Linked DNA regions of Mus musculus: region 1 is linked to region 2. Evidence: chromatin loops called from intact Hi-C (ENCODE). Cell type or tissue: left cerebral cortex. All regions are shown on one strand. Each heading gives the region's core, and the rest is flanking DNA. Links, peaks and the distances in the headings are about the cores only.

Region 1 (8,334 bases), core at 213-8,212, 160 kb before region 2:
TCCTTCTTCTGTTTTTTTGGGACAGGGTATCTCTGTGTTGCCCTGGCTGTCTTGGAATTCACAGGCCAGGCTCCCGTTTGTATTTATTTCCTTCTCACATCTATCTAATTTTGTTTTTTAAAAGTTTTTTCATTATTTGGGTTTTCTTTTTATTAAATGTTTTTTAATTGAAATAGAATTGTATCACTTCTCCCTCCCTTTTCTCTCTCAAGCTCATCTCAGTCACCCGCCCTGAACGCTTCCCAGGCTTCTCACCTTCCAATTGATATCCTCTTTATCTTTGACTATACTCATCACACACAGGCACACACATACCCAAAATATATACATGTGTATGTACAAATATGTGAGTCATGTGGTCACCCATGGATTCCAGTCAAACCAGCAATTGTTGGCCCATTAAAATGTATTATTTATAAGGGCCAACTGTTATTTGGATGTATAGCTATAAGTCATTAAAGGAATCAGATAATTTGTTTATAAGTCTATTGTTTTCAGATAAAGCAGAGCTAGTAAAATTTGTTAGAGTCCAGTCCCCCCTCTCTCTCTATAATATATAACATATATAATACATAAATATATAGTGCTGAGTTAATCTGTTGATTGGGTGATAGATATGGCTTCAGGGGTGACCACTGTGTTGGACAAACAATAAGAGGGCTCATTCACAAGAGAGGCTAATTCTTCTTCTCCCCGCAGACTAGAGTAGCTTGTGGTTCTTTCTTTAAGGGTGGGACTTCACACAGTTTTTCTTCTCCTACATTAACATGCTGATCGACATTGCTATTGTTCTGGTCTTGTTTCTGTAGCCATTTTAGGAGAGGCTGTTTCACTTCAGACTTCCTCCTACTCTGGCTCTTACAATTTTTGCACTCTTTCCTCTGGCATGGTACCCTGAGCTACGGATGAGGGAGCTGTGGTACCAATGTATTTTTGGGGTGCTGGGATCTTTATACTGTGGGTCTCTGCTTTGTGTCCAGTTGTGGTTTTCTGGGATGGTCTCTGTTTGCTGTAGAGAGAGGCTTATCTGATGAGAGGTGGTAGCTACACTGATCTCTGGGTATAAGAACAAGATGCAGAGAAATTATGCTGGCCTAGCAAAGCAGTGGTAGTAGATTCTTTTCCTTTTTATTTATTATTTAATTTTATTTTAAGATTTATTGAAGCCTGATAAACAGCTTCAATGAAGTAGCTGGATATAAAATTAACTCAAACAAGTCAATGGCCTTTCTGTACACAAAGGATAAACAGGCTGAGAAAGAAATTAGGGAAACAACACCCTTTTCAATAGTCACAAATAATATAAAATACCTTGGTGTGACTCTAACTAAGGAAGTGAAAGATCTGTATGATAAGAACTTCAAGTCTCTGAAGAAAGAAATTAAAGAAGATCTCAGAAGATGGAAAGATCTCCCATGTTCATGGATTGGCAGGATCAATATAGTAAAAATGGCTATCTTGCCAAAAGCAATCTACAGATTCAATGCAATCCCCATCAAAATTCCAACTCAATTCTTCAACGAATTAGAAAGGGCAATCGGCAGATTCATCTGGAATAATAAAAAACCTAGGATAGCAAAAACTCTTCTCAAGGATAAAAGAACCTCTGGTGGAATCACCATGCCTGACCTAAAGCTGTACTACAGAGCAATTGTGATAAAAACTGCATGGCACTGGTATAGCGACAGACAAGTAGACCAATGGAATAGAATTGAAGACCCAGAGATGAACCCACACACCTATGGTCACTTGATCTTTGACAAGGGAGCTAAAACCATCCAGTGTAAAAAAGACAGCATTTTCAACAAATGGTGCTGGCACAACTGGCGGTTATCATGTAGAAGAATGCGAATTGATCCATTCCTATCTCCTTGTACTAAGGTTAAATCTAAGTGGATTAAGGAACTTCACATAAAACCAGAGACACTGAAACTTATAGAGGAGAAAGTAGGGAACAGCCTTGAAGATATGGGCACAGGGGAAAAATTCCTGAATAGAACAACAATGGCTTGTGCTGTAAGATCAAGAATCGACAAATGGGACCTCATAAAGTTGCAAAGCTTCTGCAAGGCAAAAGACACCGTCAATAAGACAAAAAGACCACCAACAGATTGGGAAAGGATCTTTACCTATCCTAAATCAGATAGGGGATTATATCCAATATATATAAAGAACTCAAGAAGGTGGACTTCAGAAAATCAAATAACCCCATTAATAAATGGGGCTCAGAGCTGAACAAAGAATTCTCACCTGAGGAATACCGAATGGCAGAGATGCACCTGAAAAAATGTTCAACATCTTTAATCATCAGGGAAATGCAAATCAAAACAACCCTGAGATTCCACCTCATACCAGTCAGAATGGCTAAGATCAAAAACTCAGGTGACAGCAGATGCTGGCGAGGATGTGGAGAAAGAGGAAAACTCCTCTATTGTTGGTGGGATTGCAAGCTTGTACACCCACTCTGGAAATCAGTCTGGTGGTTCCTCAGAAAATTGGACATAGTACTACTGGAGGATCCCGCAATACCTCTCCTGGGCATATATCCAGAAGATATTCCAACCGGTAAGAAGGACACATGCTCCACTATGTTCATAGCAGCCTCATTTATAATAGCCAGAAGCTGGAAAGAACCCAGATGCCCCTCAACAGAGGAATGGATATAGAAAATGTGGTACATTTACACAATGTACTCAGCTATTAAAAAGAATGACTTATGAAATTCTTAGCCAAATGGATGGACCTGGAGGGCATCATCCTGAGTGAGGTAACCCAATCACAAAGGAACTCACACAATTTGTACTCACTGATAAATGGATATTAGCCCAGAAACTTAGGATACCCAAGATATAAGATACAATTTGCTAAACGCATGATACTCAAGAAGAACGAAGACCAAAGTGTGGACACTTTGCCCCTTCTTAGAATTGGAAACAAAACACACATGGAAGGAGTTACAGAGACAAAGTTTGGAGCTGTGACGAAAGGATGGACCATCTAGAAACTGCCATATCCGGGGATCCATCCCATAATCAGCTTCCAAACACTGACACCATTGCATACACTAGCAAGATTTTGCTGAAAGGGCCCTGATATAGCTGTCTCTTGTGAGACTATGCCGAGGCCTAGGAAACACAGAAGTGGATGCTCACAGTCAGCTATTGGATGGATCACAGGGCCCCCAATGGAGGAGCTAGAGAAAGTACCCAAGGAGTTAAAGGGATCTGCAACCCTATAGGTGGAACAACATTATGAACTAACCAGTACCCCGGAGCTCTTGACTCTAGCTGCATATGTATCAAAAGATGGCCTAGTCGCCATCACTGGAAAGAAAGGCCCATTGGACTTGCAAACTTTATATGCCCCAGTACAGGGGAACGCCAGGGCCAAAAAGTGGGAGTGGGTGGCTAGGGGAGTGGGGGGGGGGAGGGTATGGGGGACTTTTGGGATAGCATTGGAAATGTAAATGAGGAAAATACCTAATAAAAATATTTAAAAAAAAGATTTATTGATCATGTACACAGTGTTATGCCTGCAGGTAAGCCTGCAGGCCAGAAGAGGGCACCAGATTACATTATAAATAGTTATAAGCCACCATATGGTTAATTGGGAATTGAACTCAGGACCTCTGGAAGAGCAGCCAGTGCTCTTAACTGCTGAGCCATTTTTCTAGTCTCTTTATTTTAATTTTTAATATTTATGTTCATTGATGTTTTGCCTGCATGTATGTCAATGTGAGGGTGTTAGAATTTGGGTGCTGGGAATTGAACCTGAGTCCTCTGGAAGAACAGTCAGTGCTCTTAACTAAAATTCATGACTTCCTTAGTCCCAGGAAACTGGCTAGGTCTCTAGTACAGGCATGAATTCCCTCCTGTTGGCTGGGCCTTACATCCAGTTTGACAGGTGTTGGTTGCAACTGACACGTGGGCGCCACTTACACATATCTTTGCAGATATCTTTCTATGCTGGTCATGGCCTTGGCATAGATGTTGCTTCTGAGTAGATCTGCTTACTGGCTTCTTTCTACCTTTGGCAGCGTGTATTGTATGCTTTGGAATCATGGAGACCAGGCTGCAGGAAACAGACTTCTGTAATAAATCCGTGAGAGAAAGGTGCAGACCTTTTCTGCTCTAATTTTGTTCATTTGGATACTCTCTCTCCACTCATTCAGGAGCTCACTGGCTTGGGGCTCCCTCTACGCCCTACAATTATACTTTACAGCAATGTAAATAAGCAACTGAGCTTTACGAATTCATAGTGTGATTACAGATTGCACCACAAATTTATAAATATGTTTATTTAGATGACACACAAACAAAGTTTTAGGTAATAAGTGGATGCAAATGGAGACCATTGAAAGCACTAACGGCAGAGATTCGGGATGTGACAATGAGCCTGGCAGCTTTCGCTCTCTCCACCAGGGTGCTCACTGCCCCCCCCACCCCCATCCTCTCCAGGTTTGCAACACAGCATTTCCATTGGTGTGGATATTGGGTATCAATCTCATAGAGGGCCAAGAGAATCCCCACAGGCTGCTTCTAAGCTGTGATGAGCAATTTATCTCATTATTACACTTGGTGAATGAATACTCTATTCATGAAAATCAGAATTGTTCTTGATTTTTATTTTCGAAATATTTGGGGCTCCGATTGGAGTGGGAACAGGGCAGGAGAGTGTGCCCTTCGTTCTCAGATTGGGGGACACCTTCTGTGTTTTTACTGTTAGGTAATTTGTTCATTTGGCATCCTCTGTTTCTAGGTCGTGGGAGTTTACCTACAGGTTCCTCTGTAGTACAGAGATTTAAAGTCATCTGGGGAGGTAATGAAGGCATGTTGCCCAAATATTCACCTTCATTGTGTGACTGATCTTGAGTCACACAAAAGCCTCCCACCCCTGCCTCCCGGAGCTAGTCTCCAAAATAAGGAGGAGAAAAATCTTCAGTGCTTCAGGAACCATGAAAGCAGAGAAAAGACCAAAAGCTGGGTGGAATGTCATTTGACAGAGTAGACATGGTGACATTGTCTTGCTTCTACCATACTGCTTTTCTAGTTCTGAATGTGATTCATTCAGTAGATCTTGTCCTTTGGCCCGACAGAGGCCTCCTCTGGGAGCAATCTTTTGCTCCAGGGCCCATCACTGGCTGGCACAGGTGTTCTCAGGTCACTCTGGCCTTGATGGATTCTGCTTAGCTCTGTTTCACAACAGTGTCGCCAAAGGTAACATTGAACTCATCTGTATCCCGCTGCATCTGCTTTCTAAGTGCTGGGATTATACGCTTGCATCGCCATGCCTGGTTCATTTTTTATTTTCGAAGTAGCGTTATATTAGTTAGGACATAGTCAACCTAAATCAAATATCTCTTTTCTGTATATGAACTATGCTATCATAGAGTTAATATAACATGAGAATATTAACGTTGTAAATGATGTAAGATATATGTCCATTTCAACAGGAAAAATTGTAAGGAAATATGGACACATGTTCTAAAAATATCCAGAGTTGGGAAGAGCCAATTATCTTATGAATAGAAAAAAATTCATGTTGCATCATGGCTGTATTCACTGGAGATGCAGAGAGAGTAGACAACACATCTGAGCCCCAGTACAGGGGAACGCCAGGGCCAAAAAGGGGGAGTGGGTGGGTAGGGGAGTGGGGGTGGGTGGGTATGGGGGACTTTTGGTATAGCATTGGAAATGTAAATGAGCTAAATACCTAATAAAAAATGGAAAAAAAACAAAAAAAGAAAAAATTGCATTACTCAAAAAAAAAAAAAAAAAGAATAAACCTAATGTTTGTAACTAAAGAGATGGACACAACTTCTATAATCAATGTGGTAATTGTCTCTGGGCTCTGAGCATCTTTCTCTCAGCTATTTTGATAAGGACAAGGTTTCTGCCATTTCTCATGTTCAGAGTCTCGATTCTTTTTCTCCTCCAGCATCAGATATTTTCTGCACTAATGTCTTGGTCTCTGTCCCTTGGCTGTGAAGAGACACCAATACCATGGCAACTCTTACAAAAGAAAGCCTTAGAGTTTCAGAGGTTTAGTCCCTGATCACCATGGTGGAAAGCAGAGATGGTGCTGGAGCAGTAGCTGAGAGCTTTACAACTGGGGGAAGGGGTTGGGGGAGAGAGAGAGAGGGAGAGAGAGAGACAGAGACAGAGAGAGAGAGACAGAGAGACAGAGAGAGAGAGACAGAGAGAGACAGAGACAGAGAGACAGAGACAGAGAGAGATGCAGAGAGAGAGACAGAAAGACAGACAGACAGAGAGAGAGAGAGAGAGAGAGAGAGAGAGAGAGAGAGAGAGAGAGAGAAAGAGAGAGACAGAGACAGAGACAGAGACAGAGATTGGGTCTGGCATGGGCTTTTGAAACCTCAAAGCCCACCCCTAGCTACACACCTTCTCCAACAAGTCCACACCTCCTCCAACAAGGCCACACCTCCCAATGATTCTGAGTCAGTTTATCAACTGGGGTCAAACAGGCAAATGTATGAGCTTATGGGGACCATTCTCATCAAACAAGCACAGCTTAAGTAACTTTTTTTTTTGGCTCAGATCCTACCTGTAGAATCACAGAATTGATTCATCCAGCATCTATAAAGTAAGGTCCATTATTAATATACTAGCATTTCCATGTAGGAACAGAGGACTTCATCTTGACTTTTAAAAAAGTTTACATTGAAGATAGACATGTTTCTGTGGTGCATTGAGCTGGAATACAAACTTTGACCCCTAGGCCAGTGATTTTTATTTCTCTATGCTGGTTTACGTTTCTGGAGGACTGGCTTTTTCTGGAATCTTCTTTGGATACTGAACCAGCATAGAGGGTGGAGGAAATTGTAGATCAGAGAAGTTCATGCAGGAAGATATTTCTTTATTGGAGGCCAAGTGTATGAGGAAGTTTAGAAATTCCAAGGAAAGCAGTTGTGAATAGGAGTTGTTGCTCATGGAGCAAAGATCTGGGAGCATGTATCTCGAAAGCATTACAGACTTCACTCAGGAAGATGATTCCTATGGAAGGAGGACTTTAGTGGTATGTGTACTGCAAAGGGTCTGGGGTTGGTTCCAGCTGGGTTAACCATTCCAGATTGGAATATGAGGGCTCTAATAGCGATCTGTCTCCCATGACTCCTGACACTTGCTGTCTCTGTAGATGAAGTGGTAATTTACACCCGCAGGGACATTCTTCTCCTTCTGGTTATTTATCTGTTCTCTCCTGACTGTAAATGCCCTACGGACACCCATGCTTCCTACCGCCTGTGTCTACTGTTCATCGTTCCTGAGTCACCAACAGTGGGCTTTCTTTGTAATTGTGTCTTCCCTATATTCTGCATCTAATGACATGGTCAGGTGGTTTCTATCCTTTAGTCTATTTATGTGGTCCATTGATTTACACATATTGAGCCTTCCCTGAATCTCTAGAATTAAGCCACTTGGTCATGCCACTTGGTCATGGTGGGTAATAGATTTATTTGATGAGTTCTTGAATTTGATACACACTTTTTTGTGTGGAATATTTACATCTAACACATTGAAAATGAGTCAAGCCATAACAAGGACAGAATTGATAAAAAACAAATAGTTCAACTAGAATACTCAAAGAAAGATCTTGCAAGCAGAATGAGTCAAGCAGAAAATAGAATATCAGCACTCAGAGATAAAGGAGAAGATCTAGACCAAAGAAGCAAGGAATACGAAAAAAAACAAAACAAACAAACAAACAAACAAACAGGTAAAGAACATACAGGAAATGCGGGCTATGTTAACAAAAATCTTCCAATTATAGGCATAGATAAGGGAGAAGAATCTTGTCAATGGCACAGACCAGATCTTCAACAAGATCATAGAAGAAAACTTCCCTAAGCTAAAGAATGTCACATTCCTCTAGACACAAGAAGCACATAACACCAAGATAAGACTAGAAAACAAAATATCCACAGCATATCATAGTTAAAACATAGGGTATCCATAACAAAGAGAGTGCATTGAATGTGGCAAGAGAAAATCCAAAAGTCACATGTAAATGAACACCCATCTCAATAACAGTTGATTTCTCAGTGGGAACATTGGAAGCCAGAAGATCCTGGAGCAATGCATTCCAAGTCTTAAATGTCCACAATAGACAGCCTAGATTAATATATGAAGTGGAAATGTCTGGTTTCTTTGGAGACTCAGTTGTGTCATGTGATGTTTTCCTGGAAACTGTTTCATAAGAGGATGTTTTTGCTGAAGCAGACATGTGGGAGGATGTTTTGCTGAGAACAGACACGTGGTGTTTTCTGGAAGCCACCTGGAAAATGGGCATGTGATGTTTTGCCAGAGCAAATGCTTG
Region 2 (8,334 bases), core at 69-8,068:
TCTCCAGAAAGAAACCCCAACCCTGGCACTTTGCAGTCCCCATTTTTTGGCACCATTCCTTGCCAATCGTGCTGATTCCCGCCCCTCCTCCAAGACACTGTGAGAGCTTCAAGACCTTAGAGAGTTGGGAAAGCAAATACCTCACTCAAACACCATCCTGCAGGCCGTCAATCAAGCCGAACACAGAAAGTACAGAAGCAAAAAGGACTTTGAGTCTTAGGAAATACGATCCTGGAGTTCAGAGTCTGGCTTAATGGTCTAAAGAAGGCAGGGGAGACGAGGGCTTCCCCTGGCACGAAGCGCTCACTTGCTACCAAGCAGTAAGGGCAAGGAGCTAGGCTGGGCCTAATGATGCATGGTTAGCTTCTCGGGAAAACTGAGGCAGGAACATCCCAACTCAGGGGACGGACTGAGCTACCGAGCAGCAAGTACACTAATCAGCCTAGGGAACTCAGCAAGGTGTGGCTGGTTTCAAAACTTAAAAAGTTAAAGAGATCAGGAATGCAACTCAGTGGTAGAACACTTGCCTAGCACTTGAGAGGCCCTGGGTTTAATCCCCAGTACAGGGGTTGGGTGGGTAGTCGGGATTAACAGGATTAGTGGCCAAAGGGAATCAATAGAAGAGTTTCATTCTTAGTAAGCGTATTCACAAAACAAGAAGTCAGTGTCATATCCTAGCACATCTTCATTCTCTGAGCACAACAAACCGGCCTGGTTCTACCAGATGTTCCAGATGGCTGTAGTCAGGCAGAGGGTGGAGAAGGCCGAGGTTCACATTCCCAGGCAGAGCCGGCCACGTGCCTTAAAGGAAAAAGTCTCTCTGTGTGGCTTTCATTATGACCCCTCTCTTCCTCTCCCCACAATATAGATGAGAAGACTGAGCCCCAGAGACGGGCAAGACTTACCCAACACTCAGAGGCCAAGTCAGCAATACAGGCAGAACTAGATCCATGTCCCTAACACAAGGAACCTTTGCTACCAGCTCTTTCACAAGCACCCCTTGCCCTAAGGACATCAGGCAGGGGTGGGAGGGTAGGAGGGTGGGAGGGACCCAGATCCGGGAAGCACAAGCCACCCTGGTCACCCTCTAGTCCTCTTCTGCTGACTCAACTGCTCTGGCATCTCTGAGACTGTAAATGTTAATCTGGGGGCCTCTGAGCTCTGAGCTTATTGGGTGCCACGAAAGAAACATGAGAGTCCAGAGCTCCCTCCTCCTGGTAGTCCTCCTGGCTTTGGAGACTCACTTGCCTGTTGCCTTGTGTAGAAAGAAGGGAGGTGAGTGTCATGAATCCCTGTGCTCTGAGCAGGTGGCTTCTGCCTTTCTGTGGAGAGTGGGGGGCTGTGGGAGAGCCAGTGATAAGTGGGGTGTGTGTTGTGTGTGTGTGTATGTGTGTGTGTCTTACTATCCGTCCGTCCGTCCGTCCGTCCATCCGTCTGTCTGTCTGTCTCAGTGCTCCCAGGAACCTGCATTTTGCATCAGGCTTGTTCGTGCTTGGGTCTTTACCTGTCAACTTGCCTGTGCCTACATTCACACCCGAATGTTTTTAAGGACACTCAGCTGTTTCTGTGTACATAGGTGCCTTCGTTTCTGTCTGAGCAGACCTCTATAGACACATGGTTATTGTGCCCAAGCTTACAGACAGGATGCATGTGTCACCGTGCCTCCCCGTATGGGGAAAACATCATGTGATTCCACCAATGGGGATTGTAGAAGGGACTTGGGGGCTAAGTAAAGAGTGTGGCTGCTGGGATCTGGGGTCTGATGGGAGGAATCTCTGCCTTTGTCTCTCTTGTTCCTTTCTCCAGCTTCAGTCCATTCCCATCCCTGATGAAGCTCGGGTTGGTTTGTTGACAGTGAGGGAGGCATAAGGGTTCTTCCACAGATGCCTCCCTGCGAAGGCGAGGCCATCCCTCCATCCTCCTCTGAGGCTGCTGGGCTTTGACCTACATTCACTTTTGGAGAGTTAGCCCTGCTTTAGGGGACAAGTATACAAATGGGGACAGAACCCGTCCTCCAAGACTGGGGCAGCCTGTGCGGTACAGGTAGATGGAGGTAGCGGGATTTACGTGGCACCCATTCCCTTTAGCCTGGATTATGCCTTCCTCGGAGGCACAGAGGAGAAGGCTTCCTCCCACGTGGAGGAAGAAAGGATGCTAGTAGGTTCCAAGGTCAGACCTTTTGTGGACTGTAACCCACTCAGCCATCACCCACAAGTCTTCACTACGGTGTCGTGAGCCAGCACTGTTTTTACCCCCATTTTACTGGTAAGCAAACCAAGGCATACTGCTTAACCAACTTCCAGTGCCGAAGACCAAGACAGTATCAAACGTGGTAACTGACGGTAGTACTTGTGAGTCAGAAAGGTTCCCTTCAGCAACTCACTCCCGTGAAACGGGGTCCACACTTTCCTCTCATGAGTAAATGGGGCCTTGAAGGATAAATGTCAGACATGGCTGTAAGTGTAGCATATGTGGAGATTCGGGGGAGCAACTGAGGGGTCCTAGGAGAACAGTCCTGACACCACACCCAGGGTGAGACCTGGCTCCACCAGAGCCCGAGCCTGCTCTACCTGGCCAGGTGTGACATCCTAACCAATACCCGTTCATGTCATTCCATCCTTTCCTGGTTTCTCTCCCGTGAGGCATCTGCCTGGCTCTCGGTAGAACTTCAGACACTGGCAGAAGGCAGTGGGGCTGAGGGAAGGAGAGCATTAGCTCGTCCCAGTGGAGGCTCAGCCACTTTTGTTTATACGATCCTATGCTCCTCATTCAAATGCCAGGGTGTTGGCAGTTGAGTAATTCCACTTAGAGATCTGTGTATGTATTCAGGGTGCGGTGTGCCATGCCCCTGACTTCACCAGCTTAACCGTGCCCATGGATGGCTGCCACACAGGTATGGAGTCTACATATCAGCTGTGGGGTGTGTGTGTGTGTGTGTGTGTGTCACAGAGAATGTGTCACAAGTAGGAAACCTGGGTGTGGAGGGAAGGTTAGGAGAGTGACCATGGTAGTGTGCACTCAGAGCCCTGCACACCTCTCTGTCCAGTCCAGACTTTGTGTCTCCACATTGTGGCACCGACAGTTTGTCTCACTTAGAATGCCAACTTTCTGTTCGCTCCCTATCAGTCTGATCCTTGAAGCCCAACCCTGGGGTCCTCCTGCAGCAATTCCCCTTCCTCTGTGTTGCAATCTATGCTGCACTCCCCACACATGCACTCCCCCCACCCCACCCCACACACCCACACACCCACCCACACACAAGACTCAACTTCCTTGATTAGAATTCAGACAGCTCCATTCGGCCCACTCTCCAAGGCCTGAGCACCTCTGTAATGGGATGTGAGCTTGGTATTAAATCCTGGTCTGTAGGTAGATAGTCTCCAATCACTCTCTCCCCTCCCCCCCCCCCCCCAACAGAACCCGTCTTCCTCCCCAAACAGCTAAGCAGCTTACTTTCCAGCAGGGGGCAGCAGTTCGACTTCAACCACCAGTTTAGGAACTAAAGCTGACAATGCAGGAGCAAAGGACCACCTACTATGTGCACAACCAGTGCCCAGGCAGGGACAGAGTGGGAAGAAGGTTGGCATGAGGCAAATGGAGCTGTCTGGACTCTAAGCAAGGAAGTAGGAGCTTTCACTGGGCTGGGGGAGCTGGTGGTGGGTAGGTCAGCGAGAACTTCTGGAATAGGGCCCCAGGGGATTACATTCAGAGTCCTGGATCCAACTGAAGTCTCTGTGTTGCTAGATTGAGCTGAAGTCCTAGGACCAGCCCCATCCCTATAGTTGAAAGCAGTCAACGCAGAACATGAAGATTAAAGAGAGCCAGAGAATCCTAGCCCAGCCCAGGCCCGTGTGGGCTAGGCTGGTCACTGTCCTTTACAGGCCTTAATCTCTGCCTCATTAGAAGACTTCCAACTTGTGCATGAAGCCTCAATGAGAAGACTGGTTAGGCCAACTCCAGGTCAGAGCCTTCCAGAGCTGTTCCAGAGAAAGGTTCAGAGACAGAGTTGATTCTTGAGTTTAAGCTATGCCTCTTCCAACAGAGGTGAGCACAGCAGCATAGAAGTGTCACCCGTAGCAAGAGGAGAGCACATACGCAACACGAGGCCTCCCTACAAATACTTCTCTTTCCAACAGCCATTATGCCCTTAGCGCCGTGCACCGTGCTGTGCTCATGATGAACAGGGCAAGCAGGTAATGAAGCTCAGCCTCCAGCACAGGGAGAGCAAACAGACAGCTCTAGGCACTCACCCCATTGCTGACCCAGTGCCACGGGCTCAGAGAAGCAGGGCCTTAAGAAGAAGGGACATTTCAACTGAAATCAATACACTGACCAAGTGGCCAGAGTGGAAACGGGTGCCAGGGAAAGCCTTGCTTCCTTGGCTTGAAGCAGCTCAGGAGCGATAGAGAACGAGGCCAGGGAGGTACCTATGGGCAGAGGCAAACTGCCACAATCTTGTCTGAGGTGGAAAATTTGTGTGCTTGTACATGTGGTGTGTGTGTGTGTGTGTGTGTGTGTGTGTGTGTGTGTACATCTAGGTATGTGTCTACAGGAGCACATGGGCGCATACAGATGTGGAGGCATAGAGCCCAGAGGACAACCATCTAGGATGTCATTTCCAACCACCTTGCTGAGACAGCTTCTCATTAACCTTGAATTCATCAGAACCTTCCCTCTTTTCTGTTTGTTTGTTTAGTTTTGCTTATTTGTTTGTTTGTTTAACATGGGTCTTGAGGGTCAAACTCGGGTCCTAATCTTGGCTGATTGATCTCCACAGCCTAAGTGTTTTAATCTCATTTTTCCTATCCATTATGCCACCTGAGTGTCATAATTAGCCCTCAATAGAAAAAAAAATCTATAAGACCCATCCTGGAGGCAAGCAAGAGACTGAGACAGTTGATCCTGCAATCCCCAACACAACCCTGAGCTGTGTCTAGCTAAGTGACGTGAGGTTTCTCGTACAGACAAATTGGGGGGTTGCCCACCAGACGATGGACTCTGCAACCAGAATACTCCTCCTGATCAGTGCTTGAATGACAAACAGTGTCCCTCTTCTTGGAAGTGCTGTCGCCGAGCCTGCTTCCTCCAGTGTATGCCTCGTGTCTTTGGTAAGTGCCCTCCCCACTGTGCCAACACCCAAACCTCAAGCAAGCCCCAGGACTGGTGGGCACAACCAGACTCAACCAAGCCCCTGTGTTGCAGTAAAGTCGGGCAAATGCCCCGTGGATCAACTTCGCTGCCTCAGTCCCACAAAGCACATGTGTAACAAAGACTCGGACTGCTCAGGCAAGAAGCGGTGCTGTGCCAGCGCCTGTGGCCGGGACTGCCGAGACCCCAGCAAAAGTACCATTTGAGACCCCAGCAAAGGTGCCATTTCCTCTTTCCTCCCGCCGAGCTCCGGGATGTCCTTCCAGGTCAATAATCTTAGCAGGGTACCTTCCTCAGAATGGCCAGAGCTGGAGAAGGAGGGTGCAAGGGCTCCCATTAGCAAGGCAGAGAAACTGGGTTCCTCAGGTCTCTTACTAAGTATGCTGGATATCAGCTTACCCTTCTGAAGGAGGTTGGAGAGACCTGTCTTAGCATCTGTCTGAGTTGGATTGATAGGCTCTAAATAGAGGTGGCAGATTCAGAGTCCTGTTACAAAATAGGCGTTAACCCTTTCTTTTCCTTTTCTTTAGGCTAATTCTGGCTTACGATCTATGGCTCTGCACCCCAGGTGTGGTTCCCACCAGAAAGAGATCATGATGTGCCAGCCAGGGATCCTGCGACCCAGATCTTCTCTCCAGAGACAGTTGTGACCTTCTGACAAGCACTGGCCTGTTGTCAGCTCCCTTACAACTCATGCCTCCTGCATTCTCCTCTGAGTGCCAAGGTCCACACCAGACATCAAAAGCATAGCTCATCATTCGGCTCCGGCACCCCACACCACTGTTGTGCTGGGCTTCCCATCCCACCTCAGAACCAGTGTTATATCTCTCTGTACATTGTTCCCTCCACTTCAAATGCCAAGCCAGGCAGCCCCTTCTCTCCCGAGCCCTGAACCCACCTGCAGACTATCCTCCCCAAAATAATGTGTGTCCAGAAAGAATTTTCCAAACATCAGTCCATCCACACATGCTGCCTCAGTCCCCATCATCCCTGCAGAGCCACCCCGTAATGTGTAAAGTTGTGTGAAGTACCTCTGTACATCTACTCACTTAACGTCTTCATTTAAACGGCTCACTTTTGGATGTTAACAATTCATTTCCAAGGGATGGTGTGGGAGGGGAGGGCAGAGGAGGTTTGGTGTCGCTAAGGTAAATAAGATCTGCAAGATCAACGGACAGAGGCAGCATGGATCTTCGAAGCCAAGTGTAATGAAAACAATAATTCCATTGAGTTCATTCGTGCTTGATTTAAATAACACCGTTAAACTCTAGCTAATAGGGCCACCTGCCAAGGCAGAGCCTGATTCTGTTTTAATAAATGGAGATTAACAAGGGTTAAAGAGATGTCAAGAGATGCAGGATTCTGACTGAGACAGCTTCCTGGCAGAGTCAGGAGCAAAGAGAGAGCCTCTGACCCAGGGAGTCGATGATGCTTCATGTTGTAGCCAAGTGCTTGCTAAGACCGTTTGGATTGTCCCATATCCAGGAAAAGGGGCTCCAGCAGTTGGGATGTCATGTGTAGAGTACATCTGTCTCCACTACTGGGCTGTGTCTCACTTGCCTTGATTTCCCAGCCTAGAGTCAGGGCCAAACAAGGGTTTCTTGAGAGGACTCAGCAAGGGTCTGTCCATTCCTTGGACCCAGACAGCTGAGAAAGGAGGTGCCTTTTGTCTGATAGACTTGGGGCAGACTACTATGGAGGCGAACTTAAAAATTGTGTCTCTTCTGTCCTGTTCCCGTGGCCTTGCGGTGTAACCCAGGCGAGTCCTTCACCACTTCCCTTTGCAGTCTGGAAGATGGAGAGAGTGCCACTTTCTGGTTGCTACAGCCATTCTCACTAGATTCAAATGCCCGAACTGTTGGCTTGTAGTAACAGTTGCCAACAACATGGCTCCAAGGTGACACGTAGAGAAAAGAAAGCTTTCTGGTGTCACAGAATCTGTGAGCTCCTGGATATTTCTGAGCCTCCTTCTGGGCCTTGGTTGCTCCACCCATCACATTAACACAGATAATATAAGGGACCATAGTCTCTGCCCACCATGTCCCTTCTCGTCCTCAGACTCACTAGATAGTGTCTGTCCCATTCGTAGTTTATAAATTGCCAACTTGGCATAGCCTAGAACTGCCTGAAAGACAAGCTTCTGGACATTACCCTGATATGCTAATTGATGTGGGAAGAACCACTTTGATTGTGGGTGTGACCCTTCCCTAGGTATTAGATCCTGAACTGGACAAAACGATGCAAGTGAGCTGAGCATAGCATGTGTGCATCATCCATCACTCCCTTCTGAATGCAAATGTACTGTAACCAGCTGCTTCCAGCTCCTGCTGCCTTGACCTCCCCACCATAAAGGACTGTATCTTGAACTGTGAACTAAAATGAACCCTTTCTACCTTTCATTGCGTTTGTCAGAGTGTTTAGTCACAGCAACAGAAAGAGAAGCTAAGACAGCACGCCTACTAATTTGGAGCCTGGCTGGGAACCTGTTTGGGTAGGACTAACAGCCATAAGATACCATTCTTCTGGAAGCTTCCAGACTCTGCCACAAAAAGAGCTCACCCAGAAGCCACAGGCCTAAAGCTGAGCTATATCTCAGCCAAGTCCCACACTTGAGGGTGGGAGTACTTAATACTTGTGGCAGGAAGTCACAGGGATATGGGACTGTTGGTGACACAGCAAAAGCCTGCTAGAAACTGTTAGTCTGGAGAAAGTGCCTCCCCTATGCTTCCCCCTGTCACAGCTTTTACTCTGCCACCTGCAGAAAAAGAACCTGGTGCTCCCGTTTAACAATGGAGAAACAGCAGCTTTTAGACAGAGACTTGACCGAGCTCTTAGTTGGGCAGTAGCCAGAACTTAATAATGGCGTTCTCTTCCTTAGATAACAATGAATCCAGACAAGAGCTAAACACTATGGAGTCACCACCCAAGACCCCCGCATCCTACCATTCATATGGACAAATCCCACCGATGGCTCCCAGCCCTACTGGGTCCTGTTTCACAGATTAAGAGAACTGCAGTCCAAAGAGGTTAGACAGTCAAAGGAGTCACACGTACTAGAGCTAGGACCAGCCCGTGACAGTTGCAACCCAATTCTCTACATCCCTATTAAGTAATTATAGTAGGCTTTAGAAGAATCCATCCACCCTTAACAACATTGTCCATGGATGAAAAAAGAGGAATCGAACA

Evidence for each region. Peaks named below come from ENCODE experiments on the same cell type or tissue, not always from the same donor. Only the 100,000 strongest peaks of a DNase experiment are listed, where the experiment ranks them.
Region 1: a loop joins it to region 2, with 2.0 times the contacts of the local background. A loop is called at or near these places in 3 of 42 quality-filtered maps.

What each region holds. Positions count from the first base shown.
Region 1 is chr2:164,339,156-164,347,489 of GRCm38, reverse strand. No RefSeq gene overlaps it. Among named protein-coding and RNA genes, the nearest start is that of Svs5, 11 kb to the right of the region's middle. In left cerebral cortex, for the core only: a CTCF peak has its summit at 3,559 (motif pointing right); no DNase peak of the experiment used is centred there.
Region 2 is chr2:164,175,510-164,183,843 of GRCm38, reverse strand. Wfdc5 (WAP four-disulfide core domain 5) reads left to right here and starts at 1,102. Exons shown (of 4, transcript NM_145369.3): 1 at 1,102-1,275; 2 at 4,965-5,108; 3 at 5,203-5,367; 4 at 5,679-7,519. The coding sequence starts at 1,191. The coding sequence ends at 5,354. It overlaps A730032A03Rik (a long non-coding RNA gene), which reads right to left and starts at 6,260. Exons shown (of 4, transcript XR_003954086.1): 1 at 6,180-6,260. LOC115486434 (a long non-coding RNA gene) reads right to left here. Exons shown (of 4, transcript XR_003954084.1): 4 at 6,432-6,722. In left cerebral cortex, for the core only: a CTCF peak has its summit at 3,480 (motif pointing right); DNase peaks (open chromatin) are centred at 3,487 and 7,626; H3K27ac peaks cover 727 bases.